6 separate regions of the Homo sapiens genome follow, and all the other regions are linked to region 6. Evidence: chromatin loops called from intact Hi-C (ENCODE). Cell type or tissue: PC-3. All regions are shown on one strand. Links, peaks and the distances in the headings refer to the core of each region. The heading gives the core; the rest is flanking DNA. Region 1 has its middle 180 kb from the start of TFAP2C. Region 2 has its middle 60 kb from the start of TFAP2C. Region 3 overlaps LOC105372683 (a long non-coding RNA gene). Region 4 holds the start of LOC105372683 (a long non-coding RNA gene). Region 5 has its middle 18 kb from the start of FAM209B. Region 6 holds the start of TFAP2C (transcription factor AP-2 gamma).

What was found. A loop is a pair of places that touch in the nucleus more often than their neighbours do. Peaks named below come from ENCODE experiments on the same cell type or tissue, not always from the same donor. Only the 100,000 strongest peaks of a DNase experiment are listed, where the experiment ranks them.
Region 1: a loop joins it to region 6, with 8 times the contacts of the local background. A loop is called at or near these places in 4 of 110 quality-filtered maps.
Region 2: it touches region 6 in a loop (5-fold over the local background); 3 of 110 quality-filtered maps call a loop at or near these places.
Region 3: a loop joins it to region 6, with 4 times the contacts of the local background. A loop is called at or near these places in 12 of 110 quality-filtered maps.
Region 4: it touches region 6 in a loop (10-fold over the local background); 12 of 110 quality-filtered maps call a loop at or near these places.
Region 5: a loop joins it to region 6, with 7 times the contacts of the local background. A loop is called at or near these places in 8 of 110 quality-filtered maps.

The regions. Positions count from the first base shown.
Region 1 is chr20:56,802,292-56,807,499 of GRCh38, reverse strand. No RefSeq gene overlaps it. Among named protein-coding and RNA genes, the nearest start is that of TFAP2C, 180 kb to the right of the region's middle. RefSeq lists enhancers at 1-104, 105-735, 1,988-2,859 and a silencer at 2,573-2,867. In PC-3, for the core only: no CTCF peak of the experiment used is centred there; a DNase peak (open chromatin) is centred at 2,879; H3K4me3 peaks cover 519 bases; H3K27ac peaks cover 3,405 bases.
Region 2 is chr20:56,686,365-56,691,572 of GRCh38, reverse strand. It overlaps the pseudogene RN7SL170P. Among named protein-coding and RNA genes, the nearest start is that of TFAP2C, 60 kb to the right of the region's middle. RefSeq lists an enhancer at 687-1,282. In PC-3, for the core only: CTCF peaks have their summits at 2,517 and 2,716; DNase peaks (open chromatin) are centred at 1,552 and 2,052; H3K4me3 peaks cover 451 bases; H3K27ac peaks cover 1,879 bases.
Region 3 is chr20:56,985,268-56,990,475 of GRCh38, reverse strand. It overlaps LOC105372683 (a long non-coding RNA gene), which reads right to left. Exons shown (of 4, transcript XR_936898.3): 3 at 5,114-5,208; 4 at 4,672-5,016. Among named protein-coding and RNA genes, the nearest start is that of BMP7-AS1, 230 kb to the left of the region's middle. In PC-3, for the core only: no CTCF peak of the experiment used is centred there; DNase peaks (open chromatin) are centred at 735, 2,315, 2,985 and 3,325; H3K4me3 peaks cover 1,102 bases; H3K27ac peaks cover 2,451 bases.
Region 4 is chr20:56,972,131-56,977,338 of GRCh38, reverse strand. LOC105372683 (a long non-coding RNA gene) reads right to left here and starts at 2,704. Exons shown (of 4, transcript XR_936898.3): 1 at 1,917-2,704. In PC-3, for the core only: CTCF peaks have their summits at 2,554 and 2,763 (motif pointing right); a DNase peak (open chromatin) is centred at 2,728; H3K4me3 peaks cover 784 bases.
Region 5 is chr20:56,548,208-56,553,415 of GRCh38, reverse strand. No RefSeq gene overlaps it. Among named protein-coding and RNA genes, the nearest start is that of FAM209B, 18 kb to the right of the region's middle. In PC-3, for the core only: a CTCF peak has its summit at 2,619 (motif pointing left); a DNase peak (open chromatin) is centred at 2,605.
Region 6 is chr20:56,627,984-56,633,191 of GRCh38, reverse strand. It overlaps TFAP2C (transcription factor AP-2 gamma), which reads right to left and starts at 3,886. Exons shown (of 7, transcript NM_003222.4): 1 at 3,600-3,886; 2 at 1,502-1,987; 3 at 1,336-1,387. The coding sequence starts at 3,647. RefSeq lists silencers at 3,565-3,859, 3,916-3,975. In PC-3, for the core only: CTCF peaks have their summits at 1,652, 2,606 (motif pointing left), 2,813 (motif pointing left) and 4,591; DNase peaks (open chromatin) are centred at 2,481, 3,011 and 3,961; H3K4me3 peaks cover 4,000 bases; H3K27ac peaks cover 3,125 bases.

The DNA.
Region 1 (5,208 bases), core at 840-4,839, 170 kb before region 6:
GGAGGTCACGGGTGACAGTGTGTGCCCGGTGGCTGTCCTTATGGCTTTTTTCTTCACTGTTAATCCTCTAATGAGCAAGGTGAAAAGAAACCCGCGCCTGCTCAGCCACCCTGCAGGGAGTTGGCTCACGGGCCTGGGCCTTGGGCTCCACAAAATACTCAGGGAAAAAGAGGCTGAAACTCCTCCTCCTCGTGGAGTTGGGGTTTATAATTACGTTCTCCAGGGCTGAGCCAGCAAGTCGTGTCAAAAACGCAGTGGCTGGCCGTGTCCCTGCCTTGATCAGCTGTCCTGGTGGGCCTGGGGCTCCCTGAATAAACTGCTTTATGCCGCCTGTGCCCTGCAAGTGGGCGGCTGTCCGGCGGGGCGTGACTGCCTCTCCTCACTGTCTCCTAATATCCAGTCTTACCCCCAATCCCCCTGCCTCTGCAGCCCCTCCCCCTCTTGGTCTACACAGCAGGATTTGCTTCTCCATCTGTCAGGGTTATTGGAAGCTTCTTCAGCACGAAAGTACTCAGTGCCTTCTGTGGGCCAACACGCTGCTGGGCTCCGGGGAGACACCATGGGGAACAGACAGACCTGCTCTCACGGACCTTACAGTCTAGTGGGGAAGGAAAAGGCTAGAGGAATAAATATCAAGTTGTAAGTTGTGACGAGCTCAGCCAAGGAGGTAAAGAGGATGCTATGAGAGGCCAGTCACAGTGGCTCACCCCTGCAATCCCAGCACTATGGGAGGCCGAAACAGGAGAATCACTTGAGCCCAGGAGTTTGAGACCAGTCTGGGCAACATGGCAACATCCCATTGCTACAAAAAATGTGAAAATTAGCAGAGTGTGATGGTGTGCACCTGCAGTCCCAGTGACTCGGGAGGCCGAGGTGGGAGGATCACTTGAGCCTGGGGAGGTTGAGGCTGCAGCGAAGTATGGTGGTGCCCCTCCACTCCAGCCTGGGCTACAGAGCAACGCCAGTCTCAAAAAAAAAAAAAAAAAAAGGAGGGTACTATGAGGCCACAGGGACCAAGCTACACTCGCCAGGTGGCCCGGGCAGGCCTCTCTGAGGAAGGAGGGCCAGATAAGGGGCCATGCTGGGGGGAGAAGGAGGTAGCCAGGGACAAGGTCCAACCTGAGGCAGGAGGCAGGGTGCTGAGCTGAGCCCCCGCTGTCCCCAGGGCTCTCTGTGAACTCACTCACTCACTCTCCCGAGGAACGGGTGAGCCAGCATCATCCGTGCCCTGCAAGTAAGACGGCTGCAGAGAGGCCCAGCATTTTGCCTAAGGCTGCTGAGCTTATAAGTGGCAGAGGCAGGATTTGAACACAGGCCACTCACCTGGCCCCAGAGCCAGTGTGTATAATAGGCCACCTCACCCTGGGGGAGGCTGCCGGCATGTGGCGCCACTGCTGCAAAGGCCCTGTGCCTCTGAGGCGCTGGCTACCTGCTTGCCTCTCCCAGAGCAAGCCAGGCAAGGCTTCACCATGGATCAGAAGGCACCCATCTCCCTGCCCAGGGGTGTCGAGCCCCTTGGCACCACAGAAAGGAAGGAAGTGAGGGGATTGAGTCACTATACCTGGGGAAACTGAGGCTGAGAAGAGACTCCAGGTCCTTGGAGATTGGAGGGATGTGGGTCCTGATCCATCGGTCTGTGCCCAGCTGCCTCACCACCGCCTCTCTCCTGATTTGGGCTCCCCAGGCCCCAGCATGGAGCCTGCAGCCTGGTGCCCAGTAGAGGCTTTTTGATTAATTCACTGACCATCAATTTACAAGGTTTTCCTCAGCTTGGACCATGAAATCTGCATATCCACACCTGGTCCCTACCAGGGTTTTCAGTGTGTGTCGAGGTCAGAGTGTGTGTGAGTGTGTCTGTGTGTGTGAGGGGGAGGAAGTGTGTGTCTGTGAGTGTGTCTGTGGGGGGGAGTGAGTGTGTCTGTGTGTGGGGGAGGGAGTATCTGTGAGTGTCTGTGTGTGTGTAGGGATCGGAGTGTGTGAGTGTGTCTGTGTGTGAGTGTGTCGGGGTTGGAGTGTGTGTCTGTGAATGTGTCTGTGTGTGAGTGTGTGCGGGAGGCAGTGTGTCTGTGAGTGTGTCTGTGTGTGAGTGTGGGGGGAGGGAGTGTGTGTGTGAGTGTGTGGGGGGAGGGAGTGTGTGCCTGTGAGTGTGTGAGGGGAGTGTGTGTGCATGTGCATAGGAATGAGAGTGTGTCTGTGTCTGTGTGTGTGTGTGACTGTGTCTGTGTGTGAGTGCATGAGCATGTGTGTGAGAGTGTGTGTGCACGAGTCCCACCAACCTTGGGGAACACTGGCCCAGAAGAAGCAAGTGTATGTGTGTGAGAAAGCATGTGTGTGCGTGTGTGTGTGAGTTCGCATTTTCTGGGTGTGTGTGTGTGTAGAGGGAGAGTGTTGTGTGAGACTGTGTTTGTGTATAAAAGTGTATGAGAGTGTGTGCTTGCATGTGAGAGTGTGTCTGGGTGTGCATCAATAACCATAAGGGTGTGTGTATGTGTGTAAGCGTCTGTGTGTGAGTATGTGGATGTGTGCTGAGTGCATTGGCAGTGCGAGAATGCGGGGAAATGTTTGTGTGAGGATTGTGCCTGCTTGTGTTGCACGGACCTGTTTTCCAGCAGCTACCAGACAGGTCGGGAGTGTGAATGGGCCGATTGTTAACCTCAGAGGCAGGGAAGGAAAGCAGCCTTTTGTCCTGCGGGGAGCTGAGAGCTAGGAATGCGAGATGCTAAAGGCAGCAGCTTGACGGTGGGGGCTCCCCTGTTCACGCAGACGCCTTGCCTGGGACTGCACACATTCCCAAGCTTGCCTGTTGCCTTGGAATTGACCCCACAGAAGGTGAAATGCTTTCTAAACCATGACTGATCAAATTGCTGTGTTTTACCTGCGTCACCATTTCCTAAATGTAGAAAAGCAGGCTTTTCTGGAAGAGGGAACGTGAGCCTTGCTGTGGGATAGACATCTGTTACGATTTTGATGAGCCGGGTTTACATAAGCCAAGTCATACAGTCGGCCCAAGAAAAAGGACGGGAAACACACGGGGCTCATGAGTTGACAGAGCTGTGAGTCAACAGGTCTCCACTGAGCACCCCCCGGATGGCGTGTGGAGGGAGAAGAAGGCTGAACTGGCCGGGCGCGGTGGCTCTCGCCTGTAATCCCAGCACTTTGGGAGGCCGAGGCGGGGGCGGATCATGAGGTCAGGAGATCGAGACCATCCTGGAAGGCCAAGGTGGGCAGATCACGAGGTCAGGAGATCGAGACCATCTTGGAAGGCCGAGGCGGGCGGATCACGAGGTCAGGAGATCAAGACCGTCCTGGCTAACACGGTGAAACCCCATCTCTACTAAGAATACAAAACATCAGCCGGGCGTGGTGGCGGCGCCTGTAGTCCCAGCTACTCAGGAGGGTGAGGCAGGAGAATGGCGCGAACCCGGGAGGCGGAGTTTGCCGTGAGCCGAGATCGTGCCACCGCACTCCAGCCTGGGCGATAGAGCGAGACTCCGTCTCAAAAAAAAAAAAAAAAAAAAAAGGCTGAACTGGTTATGATTGGTTTATAAAAATCAACAAATCAACACCTGGGACGATGAGTGTGGAGAAATTGATGTAATTTCTTTGGCATCGGTGGCTTTCTCATCTGTAACATGGGAATGTTGGTAACTTTTCATGGGACTCTTTAGAGTCTTTTTTTTTCTTTTCTTTTTGAGAAGGAGTCTTGCTCTGTCACACAGGCTGGAGTGCAGTGGCGCGATCTCGGCTCACTGCAACCTCCACCTCCCGGGTTCAAGTGATTCTCGAGTGTCTCAGCCTCCTAAGTAGCTGAGATTACAGGCGTGCACCACCAGGCCCAGCTAATTTTTGTATTTTTTGTAGAGATGGGATTTCGCCATGTTAGCCAGGCTGGTCTCCAACTCCTGAGCTCAAGTGATCCGCCCACCTCGGCCTCCCAAAGTGCTGGGATTACAGGCGTGAGCCACCATGCCCGGCCAACCACTGGAGTCTTAGACCTGTATGCATTCGCCCATCCATAAAAACAGAGGCTTGTGCTTATCACTTGGAACATGGCCTGGCCAGCAATAATGACTGCTTCCCGGGTAAGGATTGTCGTTATTTCTACTAAAAAAAAAATAGCACCTGAAAGCATAATTTTTGGATGCTAGTTGTGTTTTCACTACTATGCATTTTTGTAATAAAAATGTCCACCTGGGTACCAAATTACATTGGGGCTACCAGTCCCAGCCTAAGAACGGCAGCTCTCATAGGACCACCAACCTCGGGGAGCACTGGCCCAGACGAGGCAGGTGCGGGGCTCCCAAGGTGATGCTTTGGCGAAACGAGCCTCTCGGGGTCTCTTGCCTGAACCCACTTGGCGTGCCCCTCTCAGATCCTCTCGTGTTCCGTTCTCCTGCTCCTGTGCCCCCAACCCCCAGTTCCACCGTGGTTGTCTGCTCCTGTTAGCATTTCCCTCTGCCACGGTGAGATGCCGAGCGGCTGAAGGCCCCGTCAGTCCCTTTCCCACTACGCTGAGCAGGCGGATGAATCATTTTTGATTTTTTCCCCCTTCGCTGGCAAATCGGAGTTGTCAGCACTCAACTCAAAAAGCTGCCGTGGGGAACATCCCCGGGAGGTGGACGTTGTCAGGGCAAAGGACTTGTCGCCAAGGAGACTACAGCCCCCGAGCCCACTGATGGGGTGCAGCCTTGACCCCCTCCACAAAGGGGCCTTTGTTACATGATAGGGGCACCCCAATTTGTAGGCAACATGTGTCACAGGTGAGTTAGCTTCAGCCCTGCAGAAAATTCTCCCCATCATCAGAGCAGAGTTTTCCAACCCACTCCCTCCTTCGTCAAACAAATTGCTTCATGTGCCTTTAAGTCTAAAAATCACATTTAAATATTTGATTCGCTGCCATGAGCCGAGGAGAAAAACGTCTATTGATGGATGCTCTGATGAGCTATTTGGAGAATGTCTCCTCGCTGCTCACCCACACAATTGTGGACATGCCTCTTTCCACTCATGCGCTTTCAAGAAAGTAAAACAAACAAAATGCCAAAGAGCTCAAGGTGCACAGGCTGGTGGCAGGGATTAAGGTGTAGAGTTTGCAAGGAAGCCGCTGAATGATCCATTTTATACAGGTTTTGTCTGTTGATTTTACAGGGAGATTGTTTTTTTCGGTAAACATCATTACATGGCAGTGTGTGTTTTCATTTCTTTCCGGAG
Region 2 (5,208 bases), core at 598-4,597, 59 kb before region 6:
TGACAAGGCAGGATTCTGATTAGCCCAGCACAGGCCATGTGACAATTCCCATGGACTTGGGGACGAGGGCTGCAGATTACCAGGCCCAGCCCACACTCCCACCTCACAGCACCGGGTCCAAGCTTTCACAATTCACAGTCCTAGCAGAACCGCTCAGAGCACAGGAGGGCCACTGAGGCGCTGGGGGCAGGGAAAGGAGCTGGACAAACACCATCAACAAATATCTTCAGCCAACCCACACTGACGATCCTGATAATCATTCAATGCTAATGCATGTTGACATAGAAAAATGAGTGGAATCAAAGGGACGGAAATAGAAAGCACCCTCAATGCCACTGATCAGCGCCAAATACCATTAACTCTTTGGTGCATTTCCGAGTTTTCTGTGACGGTCCCTAAATGAAAAGCTAAGCTTGTTTTGCTTGCTTGCTCTCCAGATGAGCCCTACTTCCAAAGGGGCCCATTTACATTGGCTTGGGCTCTTCCACCGAGCACGTGGCCTTTGCCCAGCCTGGCAGCCTAAAACAAGAGGCAGGCAGACGGCTTTGCCAGCCTGACCCGCATGCACATGGCCCCCAGCCTGGGCTCCTTCTCAGCAACCCCATTCCTCAGCCCTCCACAGTGTAGTCATGGGCTGGGAGGGGAGCTGGGGCCCCAGGTGCACCACAGACAGCTCCACTCCTTGTCTTTGTTTTGCTCTGGTGGTTGTGAGTGGGTGCATTACTGGGGTACACATGATTGTGTGTACATGCATGCAGGGGCATGCATGTGCCAGGGAGCCTGTGCAAACGTGTGAGCTTATGTGGGTGCAGGGCTGCACTCACGCCTGACCAGGGTTCTGGCTCACCTAGGCCACTTCCTGCTCTGCCACCTGCTGCCACGCCCACCCCACCTGTAGAAACTGATGATATCTTTTCCCTTTCAAAGCTTTCACCTCCCATCGCACGATCTCCATTCAGTTTCCCAACACCGAGGAGGAGATAGCCTAGGAGAAGGTGGCACAGGTGTCATTATCCCTGTTTACAAGATAAAGAATTTAACGCCCAGAGAGCTAAATGTAAAGCCTACGGTCTTATCATACTTCTGTCACACAACCAGTTACTGCTGGAAGCGACCACTCTCTCCTGACTCCTGGGCCCGTGATCTTTTCACCAGAAAGGGGGTTCTCAGACTCATTCTCATTATGAAGCAACACATTCACTGATCCTTTCAACTAAACAAACACTTCCTGGGTGCTTCCTGGAGCTCAAGACTGGGGCCAGGTGCTTTATATGCAATATTCTGAATCCTTCCAACAGCCCAGTGACTGCATTTTGCATAAAGGAAGCTCAGAGAGGTTAGGCCATGTGCTCCAGGTCACACATCTGCTGTAGCGGATGCTGTGGTCCTAAAGGAAGCTCAGAGAGGTTAGGCTGTGTGCTCCAGGTCACACAGCTGCTGTAGTGGATGCTGTGGTTGCAGATCCACCCTTCCAGACCAGGACACTCCATTCCTGTGGCTGCTGGGAGCGGGAGCTGGCAGCTCACAGCCAAGCAACTCCCCAGGAATTGCCCTCAGCCTCAGAGTTGCCTCATCTGATCCCGTGGCCCCTTCCCTGAGGGACAGCTTGCGTCTGATGACTGGTAGATAAGTTTTGGCCTTGATTGATTGGGAACATCTCTTAAGCGCCCACCTGGCTCAGAGTTCCCATGAGGAAGAGCCGAGACCTCAGCACTGCAGCCCAGCTGCTTACCCTCCCTCACAGGTGCAGCTCTTGAGAAAACGCCCCACTAAACTGCCTGCACATAAATCTCTGATTCAAAGTTTGTTTCCCAAGGACGCAAATGCAGACAGGTAACAGGTGCAGGACTGGGAACCCTGAGCCTGGGCCTGAGGGTCTCCAGTGTCTTGGACTCCTCCACCCGACTCTGTCATCCGACCCAGATGCCAACCTGAGGCCTAACCTCTCACCTAGTGTCCCAGCTAGTGGCCGGCTCCTGCCTCCTCCACCAGGGCTGGGAACAGCGTGGCTGTTAGAGGAAGCTGTGGGCTGTCTTGGAATGTGGAGTTGCCTAAAATTCTGGCAGGAGAGCCATTCGTCTTCTTGGAATCTTGACTCACCAGTCTAATTTAACCCCCTGGGGGTGGTGCGGAACCTGCCTCCCTCCTCCCTCCCACTTCTGCCCTCTCCAGCTCCACCTAGAGCCCCTCCCAGAGCTCTCCAGGTGCCAGCCCTGGACTCCCCAGCTGGGTCCTCACACGTGCTATTCCCTCTGCCAGGAATTCTCTTCCATGCACTAAAGACAGGCAGCCACAGCCTCATCCTCCATGTTTCAGCTCAGATCTCCCTGCCTCTTCCCCAGGAAACTTTCCTGATCCTCCCAGACAAGGTCAGCAGCACCGGGGCCGCTGCTTGCCTGACATTCAACGACTTTTCACCCAAACTCCCCGCGGGGCCTGTCTGCCACGGTGGACGTCCAACTCCATAAGGCAGGGCCCTTTTCTGTTCACTGTGACAGTTTCATGCCTAGCTCTGCAGCTAGTAGGGGCTCAATAAACACTTCCTGCCTTCAGGAACACAGGACACCATCCTCTCTGGCCTTCTCTGATATTCAGGAGCTTGTCAAGGAAAGGAGGGTGTTGGGGAAAAAAATTAAAAACCCTCCCAAGAAGTCAAGCATTGCTTTGGAAAGAGTCAGCCTGAGGTTTTGTGCAGCCTGGAGCAAGTCCTTCAACCCCACAGGGGCTCCATTTCCTCACCTGTAAAAGGAAAAGTGGAATCCAGTCCCCAGAGGGCTATGCGGAGACTAAACCAGGTAAGTCCACCCCAAGTCTTCGATTCAAGTTCAATTTTTTGTCTGTTTGTCTGGTTGTTTTTTTTGGTTTTTTTTTTTTTTTTGAGATGGGGTCTGACTATGTTGCCCAGGCTGGAGTACAGTGACTATTCACAGGCGTCATCCCACCACTGATCAGCACAGGAGTTTTGAACTGCACCATTTCCAACTTGGGCGTGTTCACCCCTCCTTTTAGGCAACCTGCTCCTGGGAGGTCAACATATTTGATGCTGAACTTAGTGTGGACACCAGATCAGCATAGCTAACACACTTCAGCCCAGAACTCCTGACCTCAAATGATCCTCCTGCCTCAGCCTCCCAAGTAGCTGGGAATGCAGGCACCCATCACCACGCCCAGCTCAAGTTTTATTTTAAAGTAAATCTTATAACTATTTTCAAAATGTAACAAAAATTAAAACCCATGTGTCCCCTCTCCCAGATTTAAAACACTGAAGATCACCCACGTGTTACCTGACACGGAAAGAATGAATGGTATGGGGGCACATGTTGAGACACTACCTTTGGCCGAATTTGGCTTTAATATCCTGGTTCTCAGTGCTGACCACTGACTCCGTGGTGGAATCACCTAAGACACTCTTATTTTTTGAGACAGGGTCTCATTCTGTCGCCAGGTTGCTGTGATTATTCACAGGCACAATCACAGTGCACTGCAGCCTCAAACTCCTAGGCTTAAGCGATCCTCCTGCCTCAGCCTCCTAGTAGCTGGGGTTACAGGCATGCACCATTGTACCCAGCTGTCAGCCTAAGGCACTGTTAAAACTGCCAGTGTTGGCCGGGTGCAGTGGCTCACATCTGTAATCCCAGCACTTTGGGAGGCCGAGGCAGGCAGATCACTTGAGGTCAGGATTTTGAGACCAGCCTCGCCAACATGGTGAAACCCCGTCTCTACTAAAAATTCAAAAATTAGCCAGGCATGGTAGCCTGTAATCCCAGCTACCTGGGAGGCTGAGGTAGGAGAATTGCTCGAACCCGGGAGGCAGAGGTTGCAGTGAGCCGAGATCGCGCCACTGCACTACAGCCTGGATGTCACGGCAAGACTCAGTGCTGCTCAGGCTGTCCCACAGGGCAATTATATCAGAGTCTCTTGGGAGTAAGACACTGGAATTTCTTTACATTCCCAACGTTGGGGGACAGCAAACATTTAATCAATGTATCATCTATAATCTATCTATTGTATCTATTGAGGTGGGTGTCTTGCTACATTGCCCAGGCTGGTCTCAAACTCCTGGGCTCAAGTCACTCTTCCACCTCAGCCTCCCAAAGTGCTGGGATTACAGGCATGAGCCACTACGCTCAGAGAGAAAATGTTTTCTATAAAGGGCCAGATACTAAATATCCTAGAAGTGAACTGTCCTGTCTCCAGTGCAGCTCATCAGCTATCCCTGTGCTGCACGAAAGCAGCCATAGACAGAAGGTAAATGAGTGGCCACAGCTGTGTTCCAATAAAGCTTTATTTACAAAAACAGACTGCAGCTGGACCTTGTAGTTTGCCAGACCCGGCCCTGGGTGAGTTAAGATTGAGAACTACTATTATAAGGCAAGCATTAAAAAAAAAAAAAAAAAAAAAAAAAAAAAAAAAACCTGTTACCTGTGTGACTCAGATTCCCTCCCTTGTTTCCATCATTAAAACAAATTCGGGCCGGGCGCAGTGGCTCACGCCTGTAATCCCAGCACTTTGGGAGGCCGAAGCGGGCGGATCACGCGGTCAGGAGATCGAGACCATCCTGGCTAACACGGTGAAACCCCGTCTCTACTAAAAATACAAAAAATTGGCTGGGCGAGGTGGGGGGCGCCTGTAGTCCCAGCTACTTGGGAGGCTGAGGCAGGAGAATGGCGTGAACCTCGGGGGGCGGAGCCTGCAGTGAGCTGAGATAACGCCACTGCACTGCAGCCTGGGCGACAGAGCAAGACTCCATCTCAAAACAAAAAATAAAAAAGGCAAGCATAAAAAAAAAAAACCTGTTACCATTTGCAGCTACTCCCTGTGTGACTCAGATTCCCTCCCTTGTTTCCATCATTAAAACAAATTCGGAAATAAATGGGATGTTAAGGTTTGAGCAAGTCATCTCTCAATAGTGATGATATATTTCAGTTTGCATGGGACAGTCTCCGTTTATACCTGTTTTCCCCACATAATTAGTAAAAGAGCCCAGTTTCACTATCAAAAAGTCCTGGTGACGACGATAAATTAGTTGATCATACTATTTCAAAACTCTATTTCAATATTTGTGCTACCAAAATGACCTCATCTTAATTTTCTATTAATTAATGAAATTATCAATAGAAGCAATAGAACTTATAAAATAAATCAATATGAATTACTAAAAAAAATCAGAGAAGACCTCAGTCGTGCAGGCAGAGAGGAAATGCTCGA
Region 3 (5,208 bases), core at 668-4,667, 360 kb before region 6:
ATGGTGAACACACTCCTAAGCCAGATTTGGCTGTGGGGCACTAGATTCTAACCTCCACTCTTGGTGGTGAGGGAAGGCTATGTCTCGTCCATTTCTGTAACTTCTGGAAACCACTCGTGCACAGTAGCTTCTTGATGACTGCAGGCGGAGTAGCAGGTTTCTTGGAACTGAGATACCCTGGCCCATCAGGTGGAGGGTCAGTTTCAGAAGCTCAGTGATTACAGGAGTGGTTGCCTCCCAAGTAGCTTCCACAGTCTGTAGAGGGTCCCAAGGAGCATGCCCTAACGTGCACGTGGGTGGCAGGAAGAGAACAGAGACACTGAAAAGACTGAACACACTGGTTCTTGACCAGAAGTCATGTTGTCCCCCAGTGGACACTTGGCAATGTCTGACATTTTTAGCTGTCACATCTGGGGAACGGGTGCCACTGGCATCTTGTGGGTAGAGGCCAGGGATGCTTTTAAACATCTACAATGCATAGAACAGCCCCTACGCGCCCCCCCGCCCCCCCCACACACAATTACCCCAGCCTCAAATGTCAATAGTGTAGAGATCTAGAAGCCCTGGAACAGGGAGGTTGGAGGCCCAGACAGACCGAGCCTCAGTCATGGCTCTGCTCAGGTTTCCTGTGTGACCTTGAACTTCTTATTAATAAGCCTCACTAACTCTCATTTTTCTGTAGACTGAAGTTAGTGGAAGTAGCATTCTTTCCAGGGTGGGTGTGAGGTTTCAGTGAGATGATGTGAGTCAAATGCTTAGCTCATGCCTGACACATAGTTACATCCTCACCATGTCTCAGCTGCTGTTGATATCCACCTACCTGTATATCCGCCTGAACTATGCAAAAAGAAGGGGTTTTGCAAACTTTTGCATGCAGGCTTAGAATTCAACATTAGCAGGACCCTGACACAGCAAACTTCCAAGCTATGAAGTGAATCAATGTTCAGGTTAACCGATGGAAATCACTTTTCTTTTTATGAGTGTGCGTCTCGATGCCTTGCATTTTATTTGACAATAGCCCCATCAAACCTAACATGTTGTGCCTTCCCAGCCCTCAAAGTGAAGATGAAAAGAGCCATCAAAATGAACAACTAATAAGCAAGTGCACGTCTTTCCCTGCTGTCCTCCTCATCAACCTCGCTTTGATGTGAGTCTTTTTTTTTTTATCTTTGAGACAGAGTCTTGCTCTGTCGCCCAGGCTAGAGTACAGTGGTGCAATCTCGGCTCACTACAACCTCCACCTCCCGGGATCAAGCTGTTCTCCAGCCTCAGCCTCCCTAGTAGGTGTGATTACAGGTGCCCACGACCATGTCAGGATAATTTTTGTATTTTTAGTTAGAGACGAGGTTTCCTTATGTTGGCCAGGCTTGTCTCGAACTGCTGACCTCAGGTGATCCGCCCCACATCAGCCTCCCAAAGTGCTGGGATTATAGGTGTGAGCCACTGTGCCCAGCCTGATGTGAGTCTATAATTGATTATTTAATGGGAAAAAAAGCCAGGTTAGGTTCTGGGCTCCAGCGAACACAACCAGGACTAGAGAGAGGCCTTGAAATAGGAAAGTGGGGGCCAGAGAGGCAAGAAATATTAACAATGTGGAAACTTACTTAGAGAGTATTTGTCTTTCAAATGATCTGATCCTTTTGTCCGGGGCCATTACAATCTGGAGGAGAGGATTTTTCAATTAGAGAAATTAGTGCCTTCCCTTCGTGACTGGCTTCAGATTCAGACCCAGAAGGAAGAAAGTGTTCTTGAATTCCATGAAGTAAAAGAGACAGTTTCCATGATGTAAGCCGAGGAGGGTAGAGACTTGGCAAGACATCAGGTCAGATATCTTTTTGCGGGAAAGGGGTCCCAGCCAAGACTAAATTAGAATCCACTCTCTGTTGGAGTCAAAGCCTCGGTTGATCTGCAGAGGGACAGTGTGGGAGGCAGTGCTCTGAGCGTGGGCCCTTGGGCAGAGGGAACAGGAAGGTATCTGTCCCCCTGGGGGACCCCCGCGATGGAGCTCACTCCATCTAGAAAGAGGGGCTGCAGCTGAAGCCAAGGGAAATGCTCTCTCCAGGGATCCCGAGGTTCTGGAAAAAGCTTCATCGCTTTGTGGCCAGGCAACTGAGTGTGGCCGCCTTTAGGAGAAGGCGGAGGCAGCACAGCCTGGGTGGTACGTTGGTGTCTGGGTGACCTCAGGAAGCTGGGACATAGTGCCCAGGGCAGGGAAGCAACGTCTTCACGGGGCCACGGGACAGGAAATCAGGAGAGCGGGAGAGCTGGAAGGGATCTCACTCCGCAGCCTCATTTTAGAAAAACAGAAACTCAAGCCCACAGGGGAAGCCTCTATAACAACTCACGCTGATGTCGGCAATGGCAGAAGCAGAGATAAGACCAGGCGCGGTCTGAGCCCTGCATGAGTCACAGCTCAAACGACTGTCACAGCAATAATAACACTGTTATTCCCTCCGCTTCACGGGTGAAGAAACTGAGGCACAGAAAGTTGAAACATCGTGCCCAAAGCCAGAATTGGCCCCATGAGCTGTGAGTTGGGCGTCCACGGGGTCTCCCAGCCTCAGTGTTACAGAAACGACCCACCGGAGAGAAATTCTGTTCTTCCTTTGGCTGTTAAATCTCAAGAAATGTGATCTTTCCTTTATTCTAGTCTTAAATTTTAATTTGTTTTATTTAGCAACGAATAAAACAAATTTGTTCCTTTTAAAAAAACAAAATCAGATGCAGAAACCCAATATGAGAAATGGATAAAGATAGAGCAGCTTCTAATTAAAAAAAAAAAAAAAGATAATTTTCTTTTACTTATCAGATCGGCAAACATTGTGAAAGTTGATAATCTCCAGTGCTGGGGAGAGTGTGGGAAAAACCAGCACTCTCATGACTGTGGTGTTCACGGGAGTGCATGTTTGCTGCAAGATTTTTGGAGAGCAATTGGGCAATGTCTGTGAAACATCAAGAGCCACATTCCCTCTGACCCACCAATTTCTCTTCTAGGAATTTACCCTACGGATACTTGCGGTGGAATCACAAGAGGTATGTCCAGGGATGCTCATCATAGCATCATCTGCGATGGCAAAAATGCTGAAGACGACCTATTAAGTCCATACACAGGGCAGTGGTTAAAACATGGAACTTTGTGCACTAGAAATCTCTGCAGATAGTCGACAGAAGGAATCAGATGTAAATGTGCTGATACAAAAAGATAACCTTTTAGTTAGGAAAGTGTGCTAGTCTTAAGTACACAGCTTGAGTAATTTTTCCATGTGTCTACACCCGTGTAACCATCAAGATCGAGATGGAACATTCCCGTCACTTGAGAGGGCTCCCTGTGCTCTTTAGAATCAGTCACGCCCTCTCCCCACACAAAGGAACCATTCTTCTGACTTTGGGGGCTGTTGAGTAGTTCTGCCTGTTCTTGAACTTCACAGAAAAGGAATCACATGGTGTGCGTTCTCTTATACTTGGCTTCTTTCACTTAGCATAATGTTCTTGAAATTCATCCATGTTATGTATACATGAGTGCTTTGTTCCTTTTCATTGCTATGTAACATTCTATTATAGGTTATAACACAATTTGTTATTCATTTACATATGGGACATTTGGGTTGTTTCTACTTTTTGACTAATATAGTAAAGCTGCTCTGAACATTCTTGTATGAGTCTTTTTGTGGACAAGCTGCTGAGGCAGTGGATAGGTGTATATTTAACTTTAATGAAAACTGCCAATCAGTTTTACAAAGTGGTCCAACTAATTTACAATTCTCACACCAGCAATGTATGAGAGTTCTTATTGCTCCCGGTCCTTGTCAACACTTACTAGTGTCAGGTTTTTTCTTTTTTTAGTCATTCTGGTGAGGGGTTCTCATTGAGGTTCAAAAAGATTTGTAATTTAAAAAATCAATATGCAAGACCATAGCTATATTATGACTTTTTTGAGTAATATTACATAATATAATACATATATGTATTTTACATATATAACAACATATTTTAACAATATATGCACTTATCTATAAAGAGGTTTTCAAAGAAAAGTTTTCTGAAATAATAAATATGTTACAAAGAAAAATTGGAATTGGGATAGGGAGGGAAGCTTTTACTTTTTGTTTATTTCTGTAATGTTTAATTATTTAATCATATCAGTCAAGTTTCAAAGCAAGAAATAGAAAACATTCCAGGGTTTAATGTAAGAAACACGGTGCTTGCAAGACCACTGGGAGCTTTGGGGACTGGAATCCAATGTGTTCTTCCAAGAAAGACTCCCATAGCATGCAGAACTGGCCTTGCATGGGGCTACAAACTCTGAGGTTGCCAATAGAACCACAGAGTTCGAGAGCACATGACCGTACCTGCTTCTCAACAATGAACAAGCTGGAAAATGCACAGGGGGTTGCAGCTGCAGTAAACCCCATCTCTCACATCCAAAAGGGGCAGGACAATGGCACCTGCCTCACCTTCCAAATTCCACACAGGTACATCCATTTAGCAGAATCTAATTCACATCCAGAAATCTAGCTGCAAAAGAGTCCAGGAAATATGATTTTCATCTTTATAGCCTCTGCCTTACAAGCAGGGATGCTAGAGGGAGGGTGGAATGGAGGTGGAGCATATTCATCAGAACACCTACCATGCTAACCTCGTGCAATTATATTAATGAAAGTAGGAGTTGTCTTGGGCTTAATCTGTACCAATTTTATTTTCTTCTTTACATTTTCATGTACAAAGACTACACATATGTGTGTATAAATTTTTGAACAAAAAGCAGAGTTGTTTCAAGCTGAATTGAAGGAGAAAGCAACCCTCACCTTTACTCCTCCCCAAGAAAGACCGAGAGACATCTCTTTGGAAGTCCCAGGGCTCATAGTAGTGGAGTTGAAAACCTCAACTCTGTGTTAGTTTGTTGATAAAAATCCACACTTCTGTAGCACCTTAGAATTCAGGTGCCAAAGTCAGTCAGCATCCCACTTGCCACTTTATTTATGACTGAGTCATGGATGAATCACTGGTTTGGCTTCTCTGTGTATCAAGAATAATGCAAGGAAGAAAATTAGTCAAGAAAGCTCCACCATAGGTGTCTTTTTTTAAAAAAAGCAATTGTAAATCAGATTCCTACCTGCTTGGCAAGTTTTCCTTCTCTAATGAATCCTTTTTGATTTCTCTGTGTGCTTCAGGTAGTTACTAGGTACACTGATTGTCTATTATTGATAA
Region 4 (5,208 bases), core at 819-4,818, 340 kb before region 6:
CTTGGTAGGAGGAAAAAGGAACAGATGGTGCCAGCTGCACCTGCGCTTCCCCAAGAACTGCCTTGGGGCCTTTGTACAAGCTGTTCCCCCACCAGAGCATGCTCTTCCCTTTTTGTGATGCTGTCATCTCCCACCAATCTTGACCTTTCCATTCCCAAAGGGTCCCCTGTCATTCTCCTTCAGGAGAACTTTCAACCGCTGGGATGAATTATTTGTACAAATATTCCTTTAATCTCTGTCTCCCCCACCGGACTGTAAGGCAGGCCGACAGGCACAGGGGCTCGGCTCACTCTAGTGAGCTCTGGGTCCAGCACTGTGCCCAGCACACAAAAGGGGCACAATGGGTGATTTCCATGACAAAGGCCTGGGTAGTCCAGAATCTCTGGGCTGTAGGCCTCAGTTTCCCTGCTTACCCCTGGTGGGGATCTGGTCACTGGATAATCACTCCTGTGAAGACACAGGAGCCCCACAGTGTCCACACACCTGTCATGGGGGACGGAATGAGCTGGGGTCTGGGGCTCCACATGTCGCTCAGGAAGTGCTGGGTTCCTGCCCTCTGGGGGCTGGCATTTGCCTCCCACTTCAGGGAGGAAAATGATGGAGGCTGATCATGCAGGGCAATGCCCCAGAACAGGACTTTACGGCACCCCAGAGAATGCACAGTCCAGCCAGCCGATGGCCGAGAAAACCGTGGCCATTTCCCTCCTTTTACAGGATAGTGATCAAGACCCAGTTAGGGGAAGGGGCTGAACATGCCAGGCCCTTCCTCTCCTGGATGCTGGCCACTTTCCCACACTCGTGCAACAAAGACGTGCTGGGCTCTGCTGTGTGCCAGGCCCTGGCTTGGTGCTGGGGATACACTCATGTGGGAGGCGGGTCCCAGTCACACGGTGCTCACAGGCTGGTGGGACAAAAACAGGCTACAAAGAACAAGGAGAGCAGAGACACACACTAGGCCAACCCGCCCGGGGGGATGCCAGTCTCTGGAGCCCAAGCTAGGCCAGAAGAGCAGACTTGTCTGCCCCTCCGTGCTCCTCCCTTATCTGACCCCCATGCTCCTCCCACATCTGACCTCCTCCTGTTCCTCCCCTATCTGATTCCCAAGTTCCTCCTCCATCTGACCTCCTCTGTTCTTACCCCATCTGACCCTCCATGCTTCTCCCCGATCTGAGCCTCCATACTCCTCCTCCATCTGACCTCCTCCTGTTCCTCTCCCATCTGACCCTCCATGCTCCTCCCTCATCTGAGCCTCCATGCTCTCCCCCATCTGACCTCCTCCTGTTCCTTCCCCATCTGATGCCCATGTTCCTCCCTCATCTGACCTCTGTTCCTCCCCATCTGACCCTCTATGCTCCTTCTCCATCTGACTTCCTCCCGTTCCTCCCCTATCTGATCTCCTGTTCCTCCCTCATCTGACCCCCACATTCCTCCCCATCTGTGTCTCCATATTCCTCCTCCATCTGAACCTTCATGTTCCTCTTCCATTTAACCTCCTCCTGTTCCTTCCCCATCTGACCCCTCATTTTCCATCTCCAACTGGTCCCCATGTTCCCCCCATCTGACCCTCATGCTCCTTCCCTGTGGGATCTTTAACATGCTCACCCAGCTGGGTGTGGTGGCTGATGCCTGTAATCCCAGCACTTTGGGAGGCCGAGGCAGGCAGATCATGAGGTCAAGAGATCAAGATGATCCTGGCCAATGTGGTGAAACCCCGTCTCTACTAAAAATACAAAAATTAGCTGAGCGTGGTGGCAGGCGCCTATAGTCCCAGCTACTTGGGAGGCTGAGGCAGGAGAATCACTTGAACCTGGGAGGTGGAGGTTGCAGTGAGCCAAGGTCACGCCACTGCACTGCAGCCTGGTGACAGAGAGAGACTCCATCTCAAAAATAAATAAATACATAAAAAACATGCTCACCCAGGCATCATCTGGTCCCGTGGATGTGGGACCTAGAAGAACATTTCTTGCAAACACTTTCTGACTTTAGTTCAAGACTTGAGAAGAAAATTCATGTCTTAAGTCATAGGGAAGAGTCTTCAGATATTTTCTATCCTTCACTCCCCAAAACCCACTCTTCAGACGAAGCGTGGGAGGAAACTCGGAGTGCAGAGGAGTCTCAGCCTTTGGAAATGGGGAGTGGGGAAGACAAGCGCTTTGGAGTCTTCTAGAAGTCAGCATCCACACACATTTTCTCACCGACAGAGATCTGGCATGGGACAGCTTCTAGGTTGTTGTGAAACCTCCACAGGCGCCTGTTTTTCCTGTTGGGCTCATTTGCATGGAGAAAGACACAGGTGCGGGAGGTTTTGAAACTGGGCGAAGGAGCGCAGAACCCACACAAAGCCAAGCCCAGCTTCCACTGGCAGCCAAGGATCCCTGCTGGCGGTGTGGGGCTTCCTGCCGCTGTCCTGACTTTCACGGCTTGAGAGTCACCCCTGGAGACTGTGTTAGTTATTGGAGTTATTGCCCCTTCTGAAATCATAGATGCTTTTATAACCTCTTCCACAGAGGACAGTCTGTCAGCAACATCTTGGGTTGTGCAACTGGTGGCAATGCTATTGTTGCCCCGAAGGGACTGCATGAATCTCGTTAAGTGAAGAGGGTATCGCAAAATCTTCATCTCCGCCCAGCGGCATTGTCTTGCCCTGCCCCGTTTACCCCGATTTATCCTTTGGTCTTCAGTGCGCCTATTATTCACATTGAATGACGTTCACAGGAATCTGAATCCTTGCCCTGGACGTGCCTGTCCATTTAAGCCAGAAGGGGGCAGCGTTTTCCTGCCAAGTGAAAGGCTTTAAAAGCTAGAGAATTGGGGTGGAGGTGGCAGTGGGGAGCTGTTCCGGGGCAGCAAAGTCTGTGTTGGTTGTCCACACCACAGTAGTGTGTTGAAATGGCTTTGCTAACCCTGCATGACAGGTCTCCAAGAAGGTCGGAGGGCCCAGAGGGAATAACTGCAAAATCTACTCTCTCCATTCCTTCAACACACATCTGCAAATCAGAGTAGGAAAGCCAGGTGCCCCTTCTGTTCAAAAAGAAAAAAATCCTTCAAAGCAAATGATAATGAATGTGAGATGGGGCGCGTTGAGATGGGGCGCGTTGAGATGGCTGAGAAATTCATCTGTGATTTTACTTTCTAATGCACATAGAGGCTCAGCAGCGTGCTGGAGATGGTAGTAGAGACCTGGCTTTGAAAGCAAATTCTGCAAAGGTGTGTGCTGGGCGAGGCCATCCCTCAGAGCTTCCGTTTCTGCATCTGCAAGTGGGGATAACAAGAAAAGCAGCACTTCCAGAGTTGGATGGGAAATGAAAGCTCTGGCTCATGGGAGGCGCTAAGTGACTACCGTGCGTGCGTGCACTCGAGAGGTTAGATTTGTGGGTTTTAATTTTCATTCCTCGGCATAGAACACTTTTTTTCAGGGTGCAATCATACCCAGAACCACACAACACTGGCAATATGGATGGGAGACGTGGAGATTTTACATAATCTACTTAGCTTATCCTACAAATAAAAACACTGAGCTTATTTTGCAAATAAATGCAGCTTTAAGACGGATGCCCAGGCCTCCCCCTAGGTATGTCTACAACGTGTCTCCTAGTTAAGGATCCTGGCGCTGTCCCTGCTGAAATCTCAAGGACATGGAAACTGAGGCCACAAAAGGTGGAAGGAGGCTTTTCCATCCCGGGGGCAGTCCTGAGAAATCTCCAAGGACACCTGGGATCTGGTCGGGTTTGAAAGTCACTGGCTTTTGATCCTTGGAGAGAAAAGGAGGGAAAACACTGAGCTTCAGGGCCAAGGCCATTCTGCCCACTGAGCTTTGGGACTTCAGATTCCAGAGCCCTATCACTCACCCAGAGGCCTCGGGAGGTCCAAGTCATGCTGAGTTCTCAGGATCCAGCCCTGTGGCCTTGGCAGAAATGAGATCAAGTCTCTCATCCTCATCTGACTCAAGGGGATAGAGTCTGATTTCCAAGTACGGCTTCTCCTTTGGATGCGCCTGAGAGTTTGCCCAAGTCCCATTAGTCACTAACAAACCAAGAAAAGCCCAAAATGGAGGGGGGAAGCAAATTGAAGGCACCACGTTGGCACCTGTGCCCCCACCCCCACGCCTATCTCCCGTTTTCTGTTTAGCGGAGCATTTGCCAGGAGCCAGTTTCCATGGGACCCTCCTCACCAGCCAGTAAGGAAGACAGTGCTGAGACTGCAGGGGAAGCCATGTAACTTGCCCAGGGTCACACCCGGGAGGGGATGCAGGTGGCAGGTATGGTGTCATCTGGCACTGTTCTTTCCCTCAGCCTATGGGTGGGGGGTCCTGGGTGACACCTCGCCTGGCACTGAAAGTCCCACTTAGAAGTCTGTTTGAGGGTGCCTGCTAGGCCTGCCTTCTGCAGAGGCTGGAAAAAGCAGTCCCAGATCTGAAGTGGGGAAAGGAGCAACTGGAAGATTCCAAAATGAGCCCCTGTCATTTGCTTGGAAGGCAGGACAATTGTTTTCTGCATTTGAAAGGCCAGCTCCCTGGAGTCTGCCTTCACTGCAAAGGGAGCAGACTCAGACTCACCCCGGGCCCCTCTGCCTTCTGGGGCCCCAAATGGCGAGTGGGACCCTGTGCTGCCAGCCTGGGGCAGAGGGAAAGTGCCTGGAAGGCACTCCGCTCCCCAGATGGAGTCTGAAGTGCTCCAGCGGCCAGCTGAAGGTGGGAGACGCCAGGTTTTGCTTTAAAAACAGATCCAGGACAGGTACAGTGGCTCATGCCTATAATCCCAGTATGTTGGGAGGCCAAGGCAGGCAGATCTCCTGAGGTCAGGAGTTCAAGACCAGCCTGGCCAACATGGTGAAACCCCATCTCTGAAAAAATTAGCCAGGTATGGTGTCACGTGCCTATAATCTCAGCTACTCGGGAGGCTGAGGTGGGAGAATAGCTTGAACCTGGGAGGCGAAGGTTGCAGTAAGCTGAGATCGTACTACTGCACTTCAGCCTGGGTGACAGAGCAAGACTCCGTTTCAAAAAACAAACAAACAAACAAACAAACAAACAAAACAGACCCAGGACAGTGGAGCAGATGGATCTGCATTTGGATTCTGCCTTCACTACTTAACTGTGCACCTCTGGGCAAATAAGAGGGCCTCGGCATGTGTCACCTACTCCACAGTGGGCCTGTCTCTGGGCTGACACCTGACCATGCCTGTAATTCACCTAGCGCAGATCACGAA
Region 5 (5,208 bases), core at 544-4,543, 80 kb after region 6:
AGCCCAGGAGCCCCTCCTCCTGGTGCATCCTTCTTTCTAGGCTGATCTTCTCCTGACATGCTATTGTATATTCCCGTGTCATTGCTGTTGTCTGCTCCCCGTTGTCTAACAGCCTCTAAGAGGCTGACAACTCATAGGATTCTATTACCTCTGCATGCTCAGTGCTGAGAGCCTGCTTGGCTCATGGGAGTCAGTTAATATTTAGAGAACAAATGGATGTCTGGCAAGGTAGGTGGGCTGAGACCAGGCTGAATGGGCAGGGTGGGGAACCCAAAGTTGTGCCCACTGTCCAAGTCACACAGTTTCTGTTCCCTTTTTTTCTTTTCTTTTTTATTTTTGAGATAAAGTCTCACTCTGTCACCCAGGCCAGAGGGCAGTGGCGTGATCTAAGTTCACTGCAACCTCCACCTCCCTGATTCAAGTGATTCTCCTGCCTCAGCCTCCTGAGTGGTTAGGATTGCAGGTGCCTGCCACCACACCTGGCTAGTTTTTGTATTTTTAGTAGAGATGGGGTTTCACCATGTTGGCCAGGCTGGTCTTAAACTTCTGACCTCAGGTTATCTGCCCACCTCCGCCTCCCAAAGTGCTGGGATTACAGACATGAGCCACTGCGCCCAGCCTACAGAACTGTTAAGTAGCTCAAACATGATCAGAGCCTGAGGACCCCCTGAAGGGCACCCTGCACAGGCTAGTTTTCTGCCAATGGCCTCCACAGACCTTCTGGTCCATTTCAGAGTGGTACACAGCCCTACCTGACTGCACGTGTGCCCTTTCTGGGAAGGAAGGCTTGTTGCCCGCCACTCCCAGATTGTCAGAGCCCGCTGGGTCCAGAGTCCAAGTGTTACAGGAAAGGGGTCCTGATCCAGACCCCCAGAGAGGGTTCTTGGATCTCGTGCAAGAAAGAATTCAGGGTGAGTCCATAGAGTAAAGTGAAAGCAAATTTATTAGGAAAGTAAAGGAATAAAGAATGGCTACTCCATAGACAGAGCAGGCCCGAGGGCTGCTGGTTGTGCATTTTCATGGTTATTTCTTGATGATATGCTAAACAAGGGGTGGATTATTCATGCCTCCCCCTTTTAGACCCTATAGGGTAACTTCCTGACGTTGCCATGGCATTTGTAAACTGTCATGGTGCTGGTGGGAGTGTAGCAGTGAGGATGACCAGAGGTCACTCTTTTTGCTATTTTGGTTTTGGTGGGTTTTGGCTGGCTCCTTTACTGCAACCTGTTTTATCAGCAAGGTCTTTATGACCTGTATTTTGTGCTGACCTCCTATCTCATCCTGTGACTTAGAATGCCTTCACCATCTGGGAATGCAGCCCAGTAGGTTTCAGCCTCATTTTACCCAGCTCCTGTTTAAGATGGAGTTGCTCTGGTTCACACACTCTGACACAAGCTCCTCTCACGATCAAATCCTGGGATCACATCTGGCCCATGGTAGCCATCAGTAAGTACCTGGTGAATGGGTGATCTGCGGTGAGAGGAGTGAGCTGAGGACAGCTGCTTTCTGGGCTTCTGAGGGATTTGATTTACTCTCCCATGGCTCTCCTTTCTCACGGGGACAAATCCAAAGTCCTTTCAGTAGCCTACAGGGTCTCCAAGGTCCACACCCCGCTCCAACGCTGCTCGCGCCTTCTCTCCCTGCACTGGCACCTCCATCATGCCAGGCTGCTCCTGCTGCGGGCTCTCTGCTGGCCCATTCCTCCTGCCGTACACCCTCCCCTCCCAGCTTGTCCTTACAGCTTCCTCTCTCAGTCAGCTGCTTCTCAGTGAGCCCTTCCCTGATCACATTGTTTAAGGTTGTAAACTAACTACCCTGCTCACCACATACACACACACACACACACACACATGCACGCATGCACATATATGTGCACACAGGCACGCACACACACCCTATTCCCCTTCTGTGCTTTCTCCATAGCACCTACGCTCCCCAATAGACTATGTATTTGGCTTTTGTATTTCCTTACTGTCTCTCTCCCCCAGGAGAATGAAAGCTCTATGCAGGCTGATGGTTGTGTTTGTTTTTAAATCTCTTCATCCCAGTGCCTATAACAGCACATAGAACAAATATACACTTACTGTATGAATGAATAATCAAATGAAAAATGTTACTTGCTAATAAAAATAATGTTACTGTTCCTACTAGTATTACAAATGCTAGTTGTGGCCTGAGTGGTGGCTCATGCCTGTAATCCCAGCACTTTGGGAGGCCGAGACAGGAGGATCACTTGAGGCCAGGAGTTTGAGACCAGCCTGGGCAACATAGTGAAACCCTGTCTCTACAAAAAATTAATAAAATTAGCTGGGCATGGTGGCATGTGCCTGTAGTCCAGCTACTCGGGAGGCTGAGGCAGGAGGATCACTTGGACTCGGAGGTTAGGTAGAGGCTGCAGTGAGCCAAGATCAAGCTACTGCACTCCAGCCTGCACAAGAGAGCGAGACTGTCTCAAAAAAACAAAAAACAACCTACAAAACAGCTAGTTGTTGTGCTATTAGTCATTTAGAAACATTCTATTACTTCAACTTACACAATTGTTATCAAAGGCCCCTGAAGCAAAATCTGGAAAAAGGTGTGCTCACTGTTGTCTGTGATGGGCTGTATCTGCCATCTAGTGGCTCTCTCTAGTAACTGCAAGCCGCGTAAGCACCGGTTCTAACATTGATGCTGCGGGGTGAGATGTCAGCCAGCTCTCCAGCCATCTAGCCACACATCAGTCTCAACACTTGTACTAGCATCTCTTGTGAGAATACAAATTGGCACAATCCTTTTAAAGGGAAATTTGGCAATACCTAACACAACTGCATATGCACTTACCTTTCTAACCTACGATCACTCTTCTAGGTATCTACCCTGAAATTACAGCTTCAGCAATACCAAAATACACAGGCACAAGGTTAGGCCCTGCACTGTTGTTTGTCATTTCAAATGTTTGGATGCTCCCTGCGTGTTCATATCTGAGAGCACAGCTGTGTAAACTATGGCACGTTCACACAATGAAGTTCTGTACAACTGGAAAAAAAGAAGAGAAAGACCTCTGTGAGCTGACATGGAGTAGTAACCTGTGGACACACTGCCAAGCGAAAAAGAGCAAAGTCCAAAAGAATATCCATAGTGTCTACTCTTTTTTTTTTTTTTTTTTTTTGAGATGGAGTCTCACTCTGTTGCCCAGGCTGAAGTGCAGTGGTGAGATCTTGGCTCACTGCAACCTCTGCCTCCCAGGATCAAGCAATCCTTGTGCCTCAGCATCTTAAGTAGCTGGGATTAAAGGCGTGTGCCACCATGCCTAGCGAAATTTTGTATTTTTAGTAGAGACAGAGTTTCACCATGTTGGCCAGTCTGGTCTTGAACTCCTGACCTCAGGTGATCCACCCACCTCGGCCTCCCAAAGTGCTGGGATTACAGGCGTGAGCCACCGTGGCAGGCCCATAGTATCTACTGTTCATGCCATATCCAAAAGGAACCCAAAATGAAATACAAACACTAACAAATGAACCTAACAAATAACAAATGAAATGAGACCCCATCTCTACAAAAAATAAAAAAAAAAAAAAATAGCCAGGCGTGGTGTTGCACACCTGTAGTTCCAGCTACTCAGGAGGCCGAGGTAAGAGGATAGCTTGAGCCCGGGAGGTCAAGGCTGCAGTGAACTATAATCATACCTCTGCACCCCAGCATGGGCAACAGAGCAAGACAGTGTCTCTAAAAAACACACAAAACTACAAACAACAAATAAGTAACACAACCACCTAAAGGGGCCAGGGAAGGAAAAACGCATTAAGTAACTTTGGGTTTTTTTTTGGTTTGAAACTGAGTCTCGCTCTGTCACCCAGGCTGGAGTGCAGTGGCACGATCTCGGCTCACTGCAACCTTCACCTTTCGGGTTCAAGTGATTCTGCTGCCTCAGCCTCCTGAGTATCTGGGATTACAGGTGCGTGCCACCATGCCTGGGTAATTTTTGTGTTTTTAGTAGAGATGGGGTTTCACCATGTTGGTCAGGCTGGTCTCGAACTCTGACCTCAAGTGATCCACCCCCACCTTGGCCTCCCAATGTGCTGGGGTTACAGGTGTGAGCTACCATGCCCAGCCACACTGAGTAACTTTAGAAGATAACATCGTGACTGGATACTGTGAGGCTCAAGATGAAATGAGCTGTCCCCAAATGTGCAATCTAGTTAATACATATGTTCTTAATGGGCTATGGGTTTGCAACTCTTTGTATGTGTACTAGAATTGAACACTATATTAGGATTGCTATAAAGAAATACCTGACACTGGGTAATTTGTAAAGAAAAGAGGCTTAATTGGCTCACAGTTCTGCAGGCTGTACAGGAAGCATGGTGCTGGCATCTGCTGGGCTTCTAGGAAGGCCTCAGGAAACTTACAGTCACGGTGGAAGGCAAAGGAGGGGCAGCTACGTCACATGGCCAGAGGAGGAGCAAGGGGGTGAGGGGAGATGCCACACACTTTTAAACAACCAGATCTCACAAGAACTCACTCACTGTCATGAGAACAGCACCAAGGGGATGGTGCCAAACCATTCATGAGAAATCCACCCCCATGATCCAATCACCTCCCACCATGCCCTACCTCCAACATGGGGGATTACACTTCAATATGAGATTTCAGCGGGGACACAGATCCAAACTATATCAAACATATAAGTAAATATAGATCATGAAAGCCAGGTTTCCTGCTGCTGGAGAAAGAAGCTGTAAAGAAGGGGAAGGAGGATGGCTGGAATGAACCTGAAGTGTCTTTCTAGAATGGAGAGGTCAGCATAGAATCATGGTATTTCACATTCATACACCCAGACAGATGCAGAACCATAGCTGTGTTCGGGGAGAGGCTTCATACACCCATTTATATTTCCTACAAGATGGCCTAAGAGCAATAGCAGCCCAATAGCAACAAGCACACCCAGTAACCAGGTCCTGGCTTCTAAACACCATTCTCCAAGAAAAGGAACCTGGCCCCTTGGGGAAGTGGCTGATTCCAGGACGAAGGCAGGCAATGAACCAGATGAGCATGGAGCATCTTGGGTTGCCAGAAAGTAAGGAATTGCTCAGAAGAGGAAGGGGCTTGCTCACATAACACAAGTGCCAACCCAAAGGAGCTCCTAATGCCAAAGGTGGCAAGGTTGAAGCCAGAAAATAACAAAAACATCAGATTTTAATAGAATAAAATAAACACCCATAAGTCCAT
Region 6 (5,208 bases), core at 777-4,776:
AGAGTCTCACTCTGTGGCCCAGGCTGGAGTGCAGTGGTGTGATCTCTGCTCACTGCAGCCTCAGCTTGCGGGCTCAAGTAATTCTCCAGCAGGTGCCCACCACTACATCCAGCTAATTTTTTGTATTTTTAGTAGAGATGGAGTTTCACCATGTTAGCCAGGCTGGTCTCAAACTCCTGACCTCAAGTGATCTGCCCACCTTGGCCTCCCAAAGTGCTGGGATTAGAGGTGTCAGCCACTGCACCTGGCCATGGCTGACTTTTTAAAAAAGCCCCCTACTTCAGAGACAAATCTAATCTGAAATTCACAAGTTAACACCTTGGGAAGTTAATTAGTGAAGATCCAAAGCTTGGAGGGTTTCTTTTTTTTTTTTTCCTAGCAGCTGCTGAAAACTATTTAATTAGAACATTTGTTTTCAGAAGACTGCTTCAATACTAAATAAACGGTGAGTTTTTTCCCCTCAAGAACAACCAAAATCATAGGACACATTAAGATTCTTTCCAAAATTTTTCAGTGCAGTTGATCACAGTAAATTTAATCATCCAAACTAATACGTTCTAAGTTTACTGAAAATTTGTAGTCTTTTCTGAGTTTTTCTTTAAAATCCATTTTTCCTCCATCCTCAATCCATTTAAGCAGTTCAAGTAACAGGCCAAAACTACCTTCAATTTAGGCCTACTCTATTTCCCAAAACAGTCAAAATGGTAATCCTGGTAATCCTGTCAGTTAAGTAACTTAATTTCATAAACCACTCACTCACCAAGTAATCCAATTTTCCAAATCCCCTCCTCCCCATCCTGCAAAACTCTCCCTCTGACAGATCATTCCAAGCTCTGTTCCTTTTACAGGTATTCATTTGGTAGGCCAAATTGCTTCAAAACTTTTCTTGCAGGTCAGAATTAAGGAGGTTTTCCATACACGTGTTTGAAATCAAAAATAAAATCACAACTTATTCAACAATTAAAATTGTTACAGAACCAACCACTCAACGAAGGTGTGCCTGTGACTTTTTTCTTGTTGTTTTTCAAGTTAAATCAGTGTTCACTCGCTCTGGAAGACTTTCTCTCACATTGTGAAACACCCACTGGAATTCATGGACATTTTTCCAAGAAAAAAAACTAGGCAGTAACAACTCCGGAGATGAAGAGACAGCTCCTAGGAGGTCGGAGGGAAATCCCTTTCTGTCACTCCTAAAATCTAGCTTCCATGAATCCCTTTCAGTCCCTTCTACCACAAATGTCCCACGCTGGCCACCAAATACCCCCAACCTTGCCAGTCAACTTCACAAGCCCAGATCGTGTGACCAGAGTTAGACGATGCCACCTTGCTATTTACCTTTGCGAATGACTGTCTGATCGTGCAGCAACAGGTGCTGGTCGTCGACATTCTGGGGGAGAGAGGACAAAATTCCCTTAAGTTCGGGGGAGCCTAGAGGAGTGCGGGGTGGGGGCAGAAGGCCGTAGGGTGAACAGGTCCGGTCAGGAGCCGCAGCGCCGCTCACCTGCACCTCGTCCATCTGGTGAGGCATGTCGTGGAGCCCCAGGTTCTCGGCCAGGCCCGCGGCATCCAGGGCGTGTGCGTGGGGCAGCAGCAGGTCGGAGCGGCGGTAGGCATCCCTGCGGGCGCTCACCGCGCCCGCCTCCAGCCCGGAGAGGTGGGGCAGTAGGCCGGCCGGGCGCCCGTGGTGCGAGGGCAGCCCCGCTCCCTCCTGGCTCTGGCGGCCGGGCCAGGCCTGCTGCTGGCTGCCTGTGGGCGCCGGCTGGTGCAGGGGGTTGATGGCGGCGGCGTACGCTTCCCCCAGATGCGAGTAGGGGTCGGCCGACTGGGAGTAGGCCAGCTGCTGGTAGGGAGGGGGAAAGTAGGGTGGCGGCTGATATTCGGCGACTCCAGTGTGGGAGAGGGGTGGCGCGGGGCTGTAGAGGTGCTGCCCGGCGGAGGAGAGGTGGGGGACCCGCGGATTCCCATTGCTGCTCCCGTCGTGGCGATCCTGGAGGGAAAAAAAAAAACAGGAGACCCCGTTAGTGCGAAACCCCGCTACTGCGAACTGGCCGGCATCGCCGGGCTACGCAGAGGGCCCCGGGGGACCAACCGCACCCCGCCCGGCGGGGCTTGCCCAGGGTCGGAAGGTACCCGGGGGCAATGCGCCCCGAGGATTTCGTTGTAAGCAAAGAGTGCGGGGAGGGAGGAGAGTCTGGTGAAAGACCTGGGGGAACGAGTTCTCAAAGCCCGGCGGCGAAGGTCTAGGCGCTGCTCCCAAGCCCGAGGCGCTTGGAGGCGCCAAGTCCGAACCCTGGGTCTTGGGCCAGAAAAGTCCGTGGCCGGAGCCCGGGGCGAAGGAGCCAGAGCCCGGGGCGAAGGAGCCGGACGCCCGGTGCAGAGCTATCTCGTGGAGCCCGCCCATGACGCAGGGACTGCTGGAGGTGGCAGCGCGGCAGGCGCGGATAGAGTGCGCGGCGCGGGAAATGCGCACCTCCCCCGCCCCCGGGACCCTCCCTTCCACGCCCTCGGGACAAAGACCTCCGAGCGGGCGGCGCTCGGAAAGCAGGGCCCGCCACCCTGCGCCGCCCTGGGAAGTGAAGAGGGAGCGCGCGCACAGGGCGGCCCTCCCTGCTGGCCGGGCCCAGCCGAGGGGAGTAATAAGTGGGGGCGCCCTGCACTGCCAAGGGCAGTGTTCTCGCACGTCGGGGCGCAGAGGGGGCATGAAGAACCCTGGAAATTGGGCAGCCTTGCCCGCGCACGTTCCCTCGCCCCTGGGCGGCCCGACTCAGTTTCTAAAGGATGCGTCCCCATCTGCCCAGGGGTCTCGGGGCGCCGGGAACCTGGAGGAACATGGCGCTGTCGCCTCCTGGCGGAAGCGCCCGGGCCTGCGGGCAGGGGCAGCCCTCCAGGGCCCGGAGGCGCAGTGAACTCCCGCGAGTCCGTAGCCCGAGCTCCGCGCTCCCGGCGCCCCTGAGCTCGCCTAGCGCTGCCTGCGTCTTCTTCCTCTTCCCGCTCGCCGCCTCCTTCTTCCCTCCCACTCTCCGAAACTCTAGCTCAACCTGTCCGACAGGCTGGAGCACTCGCGAGCTCTTACGGCCCCATCTGGCCTCGGGCACCCCCACCACCACTCCCCAGCCCCCACTTCTTTTGAAAGCCAAACTTCGGTTGTTTTCGTGCTTCCCCGAGGAGGTAGCGGGGCAGGTGACAAGCCGGCCTTGGAGGAGTGTCCGCCAAGGTGTCGCTAGCAGGTAGCCTCATCTGACCCCTTTGGACAGAGACTTCGTGCGTAAAAGCCACGTCTGAGGGTTGCAGACGGGGCACTTTTCCGAGAAAACGGGAAGCAGGGCTGTTTGCCGCTTAGGAAAGCGCCCGGTAAGCTGTGTGGGTGGGATTTGCCATTCTCTTTCCAGGCCTCGTTCCCGAGGGGAGGCTATTTAGGAAAAGGCCCTATACAGGAAAGGGGCCCCGCAGAAATGGACTAAGGGGTGTCCGGAGAAGTGGATCCCGTCCCACCGAGAGGCCAGGGCTCCTATGCCCTCGTCCCCGACCTCGGTCCAGTGGCCCCTGCCTCCCGGACTGTCCTCGGCGGGGCGGGGCTGCACCCCGGAGCCCCAGCTCACCTCGCAGTCCTCTTCGTACTTGACATTATCGGTTATTTTCCACAACATGGCGTCCGGCGTCCCCCAAAACAGTCGCCAGTTAAATCCAGGATCCCCCCAGCCCCCAAGCGGTAAATCCAAAATCGGGGTCACGGTGACCAGGCGTCTGCCGCCGCCCCCGCCGCGCGCGGGCCTTGCTGTCCGGGTCACTGGACACGCATCGGCGGCTCTGCGAGCGTAGATGCTGCCGCCGCGAGTGTCAAGACCGCTCCGCGGACGGGGAAAGCCGCGCCCGAACAGTGTGTCCTGGCGATAGCCGGGGGACCCGAGCGCCTTAATGAGAAGGAAATTATCATAACTCCTCCCCGGGGGCCGGCGCGGAGGCCCAGGCGCCGGGCGGGGCGGCCCCCAGCCAGTCCCAGCCTAGCTCCGCCCCGCACCCGGGCCTGGCGCAGCGCCGAGCCCCACGCTGTGAGGGACGAAGCGCGGAGTCAGTGGGCGGTGCCTCGTTGACAGCCGAAGACCTGCGAGGCCTGGGTCCCCCGACGCGCCTTCCTTCTGTCACCTCCACCGTAAACACACCTGAGATTGGCAGAGCTGGGGGAAGGGATCCAAATACTGAAACCCACCCCTCTTTCGCCTAAACGGCCTTCACTCGTTCCTCCAAAAGACGGATGTCACCTGGAGTTAAGAAACTGCGCATTTGGGGAGCGACTCAACAACCGGGGTCTCCTCATCTCCTAAAAACACATCCCATCCCACCTACACCCCACTGAGGCTTAAGGTCTGAGCTGGGATCATGCAGCTGGAGCCCCAGTGCGCCAGAGACGCCCAGTTCCCTCCGTGGGCACAGCGCGGTCCCGGCCCCCGGGCGGGAGGAGAGAGGAAGGGACTCCTGGGGAGTCTGCCCCAAGGGCCGCAGAGGCAGCAGACGGTCCTACCCGCCCAGGAGTTGCGGACAGCGGCGTCTCGCCGCTGTCGCCCGAAGTGGCATCTCCCGCGGCTGGCTGAGGCCAGGGGGAACCCGCGCGCACTGGACCAGCCCAGCGGCCCGGCCCTGCCCTGCCCTGCGGAACGCCGGCTCTGCAGCTGCCTCTGGCGGGCCGGTCACTCAGAAGCCTCTACTCGCCCTGGGAAAGAAGCGCCGGGCAGGAATAAAACCCGAGCGCCACGGGTAAGGTGAGGGTGAGGAGGTGCAGGAAGTTGGGAGAGAGCCTGCAGAGAGCTCTCGACTGGAGAGGTAGACACCCAGGTCCCACATGTTTAGACAGAAAACGAAACTTCCTTCCACACAAACGCTGCTTCCCTCTCCCCTTCGGTACTTGCCACCCAAACTTGAAAGCAAAGTGCAATACTAATTTTTAAAATTTAAACTAACGAAATTCTTTGGCCCAGTTATTATGCAGCAATTGACTTTCATTGTAAGGGGAACATCGCTAATTCTCGAGGGCGTATTTGTTGGGACGCCCCAACTGGCTCCCTGGGCTGGATTTAAACATTCTGTGGGGATTAGAGGACAAGACTATTTCTATTTGATACTGAATACGATTTTGCAATAATCAATGCCTATCAGTACGGTGTCCGCACCTGCAGTAGACATGACTCTCCCATCCACGGAATGGCGGCATCC